Regions from separate parts of the Homo sapiens genome. Here region 1 is linked to region 2. A link is a contact called in ENCODE Hi-C or POLR2A ChIA-PET data. All regions are on one chromosome and are shown on one strand. The core of a region is the stretch at or near the end of the contact, and the rest is flanking DNA. Distances in the headings are between cores, read along the strand shown.

What was found. Hi-C counts contacts between places; a loop is a spot of excess contacts on that map. ChIA-PET counts read pairs that join two places held with the same protein, here RNA polymerase II (POLR2A). Pooled maps may share reads with other maps.
Region 1: a loop to region 2 is called in a pooled map, with 4 times the contacts of the local background. The contact joins two enhancer-like sites. A Hi-C loop is called at or near these places in 5 of 168 maps with a recorded cell type or tissue (PC-3, ascending aorta, chondrocyte and 2 more) and 14 of 50 pooled maps. POLR2A ChIA-PET finds 5 or more read pairs at or near these places in 3 of 52 experiments (H1, HepG2 and activated CD4-positive, alpha-beta T cell).

Annotation. Positions count from the first base shown.
Region 1 is chr14:52,959,631-52,964,919 of GRCh38, reverse strand. No RefSeq gene overlaps it. Among named protein-coding and RNA genes, the nearest start is that of FERMT2, 11 kb to the right of the region's middle. Within about 2 kb of position 3,624, at least 12 of the 41 ENCODE cell types and tissues checked have a DNase peak (open chromatin) inside an H3K27ac peak, as active enhancers do.
Region 2 is chr14:52,739,778-52,745,178 of GRCh38, reverse strand. It overlaps STYX (serine/threonine/tyrosine interacting protein), which reads right to left. Exons shown (of 11, transcript NM_145251.4): 2 at 295-327. Among named protein-coding and RNA genes, the nearest start is that of STYX, 12 kb to the right of the region's middle. Within about 2 kb of position 3,243, at least 3 of the 41 ENCODE cell types and tissues checked have a DNase peak (open chromatin) inside an H3K27ac peak, as active enhancers do.

The DNA of each region.
Region 1 (5,289 bases), core at 2,375-4,874, 220 kb before region 2:
ATCAATATTTATATGTCGTGCTGATGCTCTTGGTTCTAATAGTCTTTACGAGTTTAAGTTTCTTAGTGGCACAGAATCCAAGATATGCACCCTTTCATTCTTTCATTCATTCATCAAATTCTTGTTGAGCACCAGTCATGTGCCAGGTACTATGCTAGGTGCTTGGGAGATATGGCTGTGAACAAAGTAGAACAAGGCTGGGAGCCTTAGGGACCTCTATTCACATGATCATGACATGAATTGTGCCCACGGAGCTGGAATGGTGCCAGTGCATGGAATTGGAAAGTCTCTCCCTTCAAGGGGCTCTTATAATGGTAGAAAAGAAGGCTGGCTGGGATGAAGACAAATATGCTGTATTAGTCCGTTTTCACACTGCTATAAAGAAATACTTGAGACTGGGTAATTTATAAAGAAAAGAGCTTCAATTAATTCATAGTTCCACATGGCTGGGAAGCCTCAGGAAACTTAAAATCATGGCAGAAGGGGAAGCAAATACATCCTTCTTCACATGGTGTCAGGAGAGAGAGTGAGTGCAAGCAGGGGAAATGCCAGGCACTTATAATACCATCAGATCTCATGAAAACTCATTCCCCATCACGAGAACAGCATGGGGAAAACTGCCCCCTTGATCCAATCACTTCCCTCCCTGGACACATGGGGATTACAATTTCAGATGAGATTTGGGTGGGGACACAGAGCCAAACAATATCATAAGCTAACAAACAAATGTGATAATTTTGAATTCTTGGTAAGTTTTATAGGAGAACAAAAGCAAATGAGGAAATAGAAAGTAATGGGGTGGTGGGGATGCAGTGTGGTAAAGGCTACTACAGACTGCCTGGCCAGGAAAAGCCTTGCTGAGGGATGATACTGGGGCTGAGAAACATAGAGCCACAAGAAGAGGCAGGGAAAAGCCTGGGGGCCAAGGGAATGGTATGTGCTAAGATAGAAAAGTAAGGAGTCCTGAATGACTGGATACAGTGAGCAAGAGGTCAGCAAGGTAGACGGTCCAGATCCTGTGAGGCCTTTCAAGCCATGATAAGGAGTTTGGATTCTATTCTAAGTGTGATGGAAAGCTACTGATGTTATTAAGAGAAGAGTAAATGTTGTGATTTACAGATTTAAAGGATCACTCTGGCTGCTGTGTAGTGAAATGGATTGGAAGGGGAAAGATCAGAGAGGCCACTTAGGAGGCTACTGAATAAATAATATAAGTGAGAAGACAGTAGCTAAGATTAGGGTGGGGTGGTGGAGGTGGAGAAAAGTGGAACAATTTGGGATCTGTTTTAGAGACAGACCAACAGGATGTAGTGTTAAACTAGTCATTGCAGACTGGCAGTAAAGGAAAGTGGAAAATCAAGGTTGACTCCTAGTTTGTAAGTTGAGCAAATGGGTTGAATGGTGATATTATCTGATGGGATGAAAAATACTGGGGCAGAAGTAGATATTGGAGGAAAAGTCCAGAGTCTCACACTGCACATTTTAGTTTGAAGTGCCTACTACACATGGATCTACAGGTCTGGAGCTTCAAGCACAGGTCTGGGCTAGAGGTTTGGAAATCATCAACAGAGAGATAGTATTTTAAGCCTCAAGGTATGAGGAGATCAGCTGGAGAGAGAATGTATGTAGAGAAGAAAAGAGGTACTATAGCATGCTGACTTCAGAGATCAGCTAGAGGATGAGCCAGCAAGAAAGCAAGGAAGTCTGAAAAATGAGAAAAGAGAGGTAGAGGAAAAGCTCAAAGACGGCAATGTCCAGACTCCAAGAGGAGTGTGTGTTCAGAAAGAGAGAGTGGGCAAGCGGCTGAGAGAATTCGAAGAAAAGGATGGAAAGGGCACCATTTCTTATGCCACATGAGGATTATTGGTGACATTAAAAAACTGACTCAGTGGACTGATAGAAACAGAGGTATTGGGGAGGAAAAATAATTTTCCCTCAACCCCTCGTAGTTCTTAGCTGGGATGCCTATAACAAAAGACAGATTAACAAAAGAAAAACAAACAATTTAATTAATGCATACAGCACACATCATCTGGGAGAAATTTCAATGAAAAGTAACTCAGATCAATGGCTTATACAGCATATACAGCATCTTCAACAAAGAACAATACATTTGTAGAGAACAGACAAAGAAAAGCAATTTTAGACTTCTAAGGAAAGTTAAATATATTGGAGGAAACTAACAGATAAAATTTGTTTGCAAATCACTCTGGTGCCATGTTTGGGTTGGTAAGAGTCTAGAGTGGTCTCCAGCAAAGGAGAATTTATAGCCTGTCTTTAGGCAGAAAAGGAGGTTGGATAAAGAGAGCTTTTCCTCTACTGCATCTTAATTGCCTTTAGCTCAAAAATAATTTTTATGTCAAAGAGGCAGTTTTGATTCATACAGATGTGAAAAAAAGAAGCATATTTTGAGGTGACATGTTTTCTTCAGATGCAAATGTGGGGGTGAGTTTTAAAGTAATCGAAAATTGAGAAAGCAAAGCTATTACATACAGGCCTTTCATTTGAGTGGTTTTGTGTTTAAAGGAACACAGAAGTAAAAATATAGGGAGATATGTGATCGAGAGGGACTTGTTTCTTTATGTATCTAAATGGAAGATAGTAGAGTCTGTTTATATGGTGAAGGAAATTATATGGAACCTAAAAATGAAGAGTTATCTTTTTTTTTTTTTTGACACAGGGTCTCACTCTGTCACCCAGGCTGGAGTACAGTGGTGCAATTACGGCTCACTGCAGCCTCGACCTCCCAGACTCAGACTCAAGTGATCCTCCCATTGCAGCATCCCAGGTAGCTAGGACAACATGTGCATGCTACCATGGCCGGCTAAGTTTTAAAAATTTTTTATAGGTTGGGGGGGTCTCCTCATGTTGCCTAGGCTGGTTTTGAACTCCTGGGCTCAAGCAATCCACCTGACTTGGCTTCTCAAAGTGCTGGGATTACAGGCCTAAGCCACCACCCCTGGTCAAGAGTGTATCTTTTAATAGGTGTAGGGACACATTTTCATTTGTTTACTAAGTTCTTGTATTTGTTTTGCTTTATTTTAGAGATAGCATCTTGCTCTGTTGCCCAGGCTGGTCTGAACTCCTGGCCTCAAGTGATCCTTGCATCGTGGCCTCCCAAGCCAAAGCACTGGGATAGAGGCATGAGCCATCACACCCGGCCTAAATTCTCCCTTTTATTTTCTTTCTTTCTTTCTTTCTTTCTTTTTTTTTTTTTTTTTTTTTTTGAGACAGAGTCTCACTCTGTTACTCAGGCTAGAGTACAGTGACACGATCACAGCTCACTGCAGCTTTCACTTCCTGGGCTCAAGCAATCCTCCCACCTTGGCCTCCCAGGTAGCTGGGACTACAGGGGAACACCACCATGCCCAGCTAATTTTTTGCATTTTTGGTGGAGACGGGGTCTTACCATGTTGGCCAGGCTGATCTCAAACTCCTGGATGCCAGTGGTCCACCCCCTCACCCCGCCCCAGCCACCCGGCCTCCCAAAGTGCTGGGATTACAGGCTTAAGAGCCACTGCACCGAGCCTAAATTCTTAATGAATTATTTGTTGAATTTAGTTCAAGAGAGAAGAAAGGTTTATACAGTGACACCTCCCAGGCACCAGATGGCAATGTTCAGCTGCTGTTCTGTTCCCTGTCACCTGAGAGCACCCTCTCAAGAGCTAGTAGATAACATGCACTTCTGTCCTTCCAAGGTGGACTGAGTTGGCCCTAGGGCAGTTGAAATTTTAGATGACTTTCTGGTTTGGCTCTTTTAGTGGAATTGCAACTCCTGGGAAAGAACAGAGGGTTTATGCATTTAAAGAGGACATTGTGTTACAAAGGACAAAGGGTAGGGAACATTTCTCAGAATGGGTTTGAGAGTCAGCAGTTTACCTGCCACCCAAAACTAGGAGGAACCAGCTAGACAATAAATAACACTAAAAATCAGGGAGAAGCCTACATGTTTATTAACAAGGAAACACTGATCCATCATTGTAGGATGAAGGCAGCTGTGAGGACTGGATTCTTGGCCTGTGGATTTCCAGTGACTCTCACAGGTGGCAGCAGCACTTCTAGGCTGGCAAATGCACTTCTGTGCTGTCACCGCTGGTTTCTCTATGGCCTCTGACTCTCTGCCCTAGTTATACTGAAACTAATCTCAATCACATCCTTCCTTTCTTACATCCTGGCCCAGATCTGACCTGGGAAGGGCTTCCATCCGATCAGCACAATAACTCAAGCAGCCCCACCCTCTCGTTGACTAATATTGACAGTATTTGTTTAAATACATTTGTGATCAACTTACTCTAGCCTCTTGGGCCTTTCTACTTTTATAAGATGGTTAAAGCCTTCCAACAACCCAATCTTGAAAATTGATGTGTATTTCTTCTAGCTTGGCAGGGCTTTTCCTATTTCCTCCTGGATATTTGGAATTATCCCAATGAAGAATCTTTTAAACAAATATTTCCTCTTATATTCTCTTTTTCTTTTTTTTTCCTTTGTTCTTCCTGATAACCACAAATCAATCTAAATCCCCCTTACGTTTTTCATAGTCTTTACTCGTGCTTAGGTCTTCTTTGCTTTGAAAAGTGTCTTTGTTTCTGGTGCACCTCCAAATTACCATCTTATTTCTTGCTTTTCTTTCCCTGGCAAACCTCCCTTTATCTTCTTTAACTCTTGGAAATCTGTTTTCCATCAGCTTTAGAATTGTCCTCTGCAAGGTTAAGAGTAACTTTTGCCAGTCACTATTTTCCTGAACTTTTCTATGTCATTTGATACTGTTGACCAACCTTTCTTTCTTCAAATAGTTTTTCTTTCTTCTTTTTTTTTTTTTTGGCTCACCTAACTAATCTGATTCTTTTCTCAGCTCTGATCCTTTCTTCTCTGTTACCTTAGATAACTCTTCTTCCTACTTCTGCCTGTGGGGAACAGCGACCCAAGGGGCAGCCTCATTTGGGGACTCTGAGCCATTCATTAGGGCTCACTTCTGTGTTAATGACTTCTCTGTGTGATCTGATCGTCTCACAAGACTGCCAGCCTTCTTTATCTAATTGTCCTTTAAACATTTCCACTGAATGTGATGCTTTCACCCCAAGTTCAGTATTACTTTTTAAAAACTCTTCATCTTTACCTGGCTCCCTGAAATCATCTCCTTTAAACTTCCATTTCCCTGTCCAGGAGTACCCCTGTTATTCCAGTCACCTCAGCATAAAAACTTTGAAGCATTTATGACCATCTTTTTTTTAGACCTAGGTTTTAGTCCCAGATCTTCCACATACCAGCTGTGTGGCTTATTTAGGACAA
Region 2 (5,401 bases), core at 1,994-4,493:
ATTGCACTCTAGCCTGGGCAACAAGAGCGAAACTCTGTTTCAAAAAAAAAAAAAACAAAAAAAAAACCAAGAGAAAGTGACTCATTAAGCACATACACCTATTACTACGTTCCTCTTTCTAATTTCCCATCGTTTTAAGATCCAAGATTAACCTTAAATATTTAAAATAATTATTTAAAATACATAATGATGAACCTACAGATCATGAAATCAGCAGGTCTCAAATCCTATAAACTAAGGTTCTTATTATGATAATAACATGGGTTGGTTTGAACAAAGAAAAGGTTGCCATACCTGCATCTCTCGTCTCATAGGGTAGGTCCACTCCTGGGAAGGAAAACATAAGAATAAAAGTAGATAACATTTAAAAAGTCACCCAATTAAAGGCTAAAGATGTGACACACAAGTATGTAGATTTTTTAAAGTTACATTATACTTTAAGAACATTTTATTAAAATAGCAGACTTGGTTTCACAAACATCTGAAAATTGAAGTGACAAGAAACAAAGCTTAAAGCATTCTTTAAATAACTAGGCTTCCAGAATTGTTATGTTACTTCATAAAATGGATGAAATTACTCATTAAACTTAAGAATAGAATAGATATTCCAGAAGATTCTCCCAAAACTGATCTTCTAAGTCAGAGATGCCAATAGATTTTTTTTGTTTCTCATGCCAACTCTAATCAACTGACAGCAGATACCTAAAACACTGTGTGGTCCAAGACAGGAAGAAGAGTGTCTGATCAACAAATAATATCTGAAATGGATAAAAGAAGAATGCTATGTCATACGTACTTGCCATCTCTGATCTAAAATGCCAAATGCTTATCAAAGAGCCTTTCCTTCATCTCACTTGGGCCTAACATTCTTGTCTAGTTCAATTATTTTAACACATATCACAAAACATAAGAGACTTCATTTTGTCTTTGGAATGCAGACCAATATAAAGAAGCTGTAAAACAACACAAAATGTCAATGGTAAAAGATAAAAAATATTTTAAAACTTAGAAAAAAAGTATAGTGAATTGAAATGAAGAATCGAAATAGACTAAAAGGCCAGGCTCTGTGGCTCATGTCTGTAATCCCAGCACTTTGGGATGCCGAGGCAGGCAGATTGCTTGAGCTCAGGAGTTTGAGACCAGCCTGGGAAACAGGGTGAAACCCCTTCTCTACTAAAAATACAAAAAAATTCGTTGGGCATGGTGGAGCCTGCCTGTAATCCCATCTACACAGGAGGCTGAGGTGGGAAGATCGCTTGAGCCTGGGAGGCAGAGGTTGCAATGAGCTGAGATCACCCCACCACTCCAGCTAGGGTGACAGACTGAGACCCCGTCTAAAAAAATACTATAGTACAGATAGTCCTCATTTGTCAGTGGGTTGACTGCATTCCAAAAGTTTCTAAGTTGGTTGCTTAAAACTCAGAATTATTATTAGTAATTAGGTTTCTGAAGTAGTCTGGAAAATATTTTTTTAACCTTTTATTTTGAAACAATTTTAGGATTATAGAAAAGTTGCAAAAATAGTACAAGGAATTCCATTTACCCTTCACCCAGATTCTCTAAGTCAGAAAAGTATTTTTTTTATTTTTTTATTTTTTGAGACCGAGTCTTACACTGTCATCCAGGTTGGAGTGCAGTGGCGCGATCTCGGCTCAATGCAAGCTCCGTCTCCCGGGTTCACACCATTCTCCTGCCTCAGCCTCCCGAGTAGCTGGGACTACAGGCACCCACCACCACGCCATAATTTTTTTGTGTGCTTTTAGTAGAGACGGGGTTTCACCGTGTTAGCCAAGATGGTCTTGATCTCCTGACCTCGTGATCTGCCCGCCTCGGCCTCCCAAAGTGCTGGGATTTCGGGAGTGAGCTACTGCCCCCGGCCCAGAAAAGTATTTTTAACACAGAAGGTAGAAATAGTATACATCTATAATGAAAAGAGAGAATAATAATCCTACAATGAGAGACAGGTTTTTTTTTTTAACTAAGAGAAACAGAAAACATTTTTATTTTTAATCTTGAAAACTGTTCTCAGCAATATAGTAGTAGACTATAAACCCCGAGTAATGACAGTTTAAAAAAATCAAAAAGCCGGGCGCGGTGGCTCACACCTGTAATCCCAGCACTTTGGGAGGCTGAGGCGGGTGGATCACCTGAGGTTAGGAATTTGAGACCAGCCTGGCCAACATGGTGAAACTCCATCTCTACTAAAAATACAAAAATTAGCCAGGCATGGTGGCGGGAGCCTGTAATCCCAGCTACTTGGGAGGCTGAGGCAGGAGAATCGCTTGAACCTGGAAGCGGAGGTTGCAGTGAGCTGAGATCGTGGCATTGCACTCCAGCCTAGGCAACATCAGTGAAACTCCATCTCAAAAAAAAAAAAAAAATCAAAAGATTCATAGCAATCAATCAGAAGGAGGCCAGTTATCCTGAGCCAGCATAAGGAAGTCCCCTGTGTTTTAATACTATAAAGAAACTAACTTTGAAATGACCAATCCACTTTTTGTTTCATTTCTGCTTTATTTAGCTAGATTTTGCCTATAAATTCAACTTCCTCTGCTCAGCACACTGAAATGCCTTTTCTAAATCTTTTGATGACACACTGCCTGATTCATGAACCACTAATAAAAGTGAGTTAGATTTTTAAGCTAAATTTGTTGTAATTTTGTCTTTTGACACAGGGTAGGCCTATGTTTGGCTTTACTAGATACTGCCAAAAGTTTTGTAAAACCACTGTACACTCCCACCAGCAATGTATGGGACTTCTAGTTGTTCTACATCTTCACTACGGCCTTATTTTAAGTGGAAACGTACTTGTAAACATAAGACAAAGTCTATGATCTGCTCAAAGTCGAACTCAGATCAAGACCAAAAAGCTAGAACTCCCAAAGGCAACATCCTCAGTGAAAGATAAACTAGGGAAAGAAAGAAAAACAAAAACTCAACTCATCCCACAGAAGTGAGTACTCTTGTCCTTCCTAGCTTTGGCTCTGGGTAGGTATTGGTAGTGGTGGAGTGGGGTCTTCCTAACCACAATCTGGCATCCACTCAAGTTTGGGGTTAGAATTCAGTTACTTTTGTGAGGCCAAGTGAGAATTTAATGTAAGTGGTCCTGGGTAGATTGCATCCCTGGATTCCTGGAAGAAGCAAATGCATATTCTCTAGAAAAACACACCTTAAACCTAGATCAGAAATAATTCACACAGATAAAGTCCCAACAAGCTCACAATCAAAAACTAATTTAAAAACAGGAAATGAGCCACCACAGGAAGCAGAAACAACTGAGTTACACTTACAAAACTGCAGATATTATAAGCAATAACGAAAAATATAAAAAATTTAAAGAAATTAGAGTATCAAAATATGACCAGACTAAGAAATTGATTTTTAAAAACACAGAATATGTAGAAATAAGAAGTATAATTGAAATTAAAAATCAGTGAATAGGCCAGGTGCGGTGGCTTACACCTGTAAATTACCAAGTACTTTGGGAGACTGAGGTAGGCGGATCACTTGAGCTCAGAAGTTTACCAGCTTGGGCAACATGGTGAAACCCTGTCTCTACTAAAAATATAAAAATTAGCCAGGCATGGAGGTGGCACGCCTGTAGTCCCAGCTACCCGGGAGGCTGAGGCAGGAGAGTTGCTTGAATCTGGGAGGTGGAAGCTGCAGTGAGCCGAGATTGCACCACTGCACTCCAGCCTGGGTGACAGAGTGAGACTCCATCTCTCATACACACACACACGAAACTCAAAAGTAAAATCAAAAGATATCATTACCTACCATTAGAATGGTTAAAGTTAAAAAAATTGACAACACCAAATGCTGGTGATGATGTGGAGCAACTGGGACTCTCACACATTGCTGGTGGGAATGTAAAATGAAATGGTAAACATACACCTACCCTATTATAATATCTAGCCATTCCACTCCTAGGCTTTACCAAAAAAAAAATATATATATATATATATATAAAAACATATATCCACACAAAGACTTATACATGAATATTTATAGCAGCTTTATTTATTGTAGTCTCAAAGAACTCAAATGTCTATGGTCTCTTCATACAAAGGAATAGTAGTACTCAGGGATAAAAGTCTACGAAGTACTCATAAACACAACAACATGGATGAATTTCATTGACATTATGCTCAGTGAAGAAAGCCACACACAAAAGAGTCCATTTGCATGATTCCATTTGTATCAAGTTCAAGAGCAAGGAAAACTAATCTATGTTGATAGAAATCTGGTTTCCTATTGTGGAATGGGAGAGGAAATGCCTGGAAATAGATGTAACCTTCTATGCTAATAGAATGTTCTTGTATCTTGATGGGGTGGATTAGTGTATGTTCATCAAAACTCAATGAACTGCACACTTACTATTTGTACATTACACTATATAAATTTTACCTTTATTAAAAAAGATCAACTAGACAAAAGACAGATTACACACAAAGGAAGGACAATCAGATGGACACTGACTTCTCAATTGCATGAACAGAAGCCAGAGGACACAAATAATTCATTCATAGTGGCAGGACAAAAACAACTGTTAATTAAGAATATATGCTCGGAAAAATATCTTTAAAGAAAAAAAGTTAAAATGTTCTTTGAAGAAGGGATACTATCACTGTCTATTTTAGTCATAGAGAACCTAAGTAACTTGATTTTGGATCCAGAGAGTCTGAACCCAGAGTTCATTCTCTGAATCAATATACTATACAGTCTTTCAATGTAAGAATGAACTTTACGGCAAACATACAGTTACAATTAAACAAATATTGGCTGCATAAAATAATGACTAATTTATGGATATTAACAGAATAGAAATAAAGCATGTAATTTCTAAGCCAGCAATGAGGGAAATGTAATTGTTTACTAGATACTTTTTTTTTCTTTTTGAGACGGAGTCTCGCTCTGTCGCCTAGGCTGGAGTGCAATGCAGTGGCACGATCTCAGCTCACTGCAACCTCCGCTTCCCAGGTTCAAGCAATTATCTGCCTCAGCCTCCTGAGTAGCTGGGATTACAAGCGCCCACCACCAAACCTGGCTAATTTTTGTATTTTTAGTAGAGATGGGGTTTCACCATCTTGGCCAGGTTGGTCTTGAACTCCTGACCTCATGATCCACCTGCCTCGGCCTCTCAAAGTGCTGGGATTACAGGCATGAGCCACCGCGCCCAGCCTAGATTCTTTAACTTACCAATGTGTTATGGTAATCTTTTTATATATGAGTTTTTTAGCCAGGTATGGTAGCTCACACCTGCAATCCCAGCCCTTTGGAAGGCTGGGGCAGGAGGATAGCTTGAGCCCGAGTTCAAGACCAGCCTGGGCAATATAGGGAGACCTCATCTCTACAAAAATTAAAAAATTAGCCAGGTGCGGTGGTGGTGCATGACTGAGGT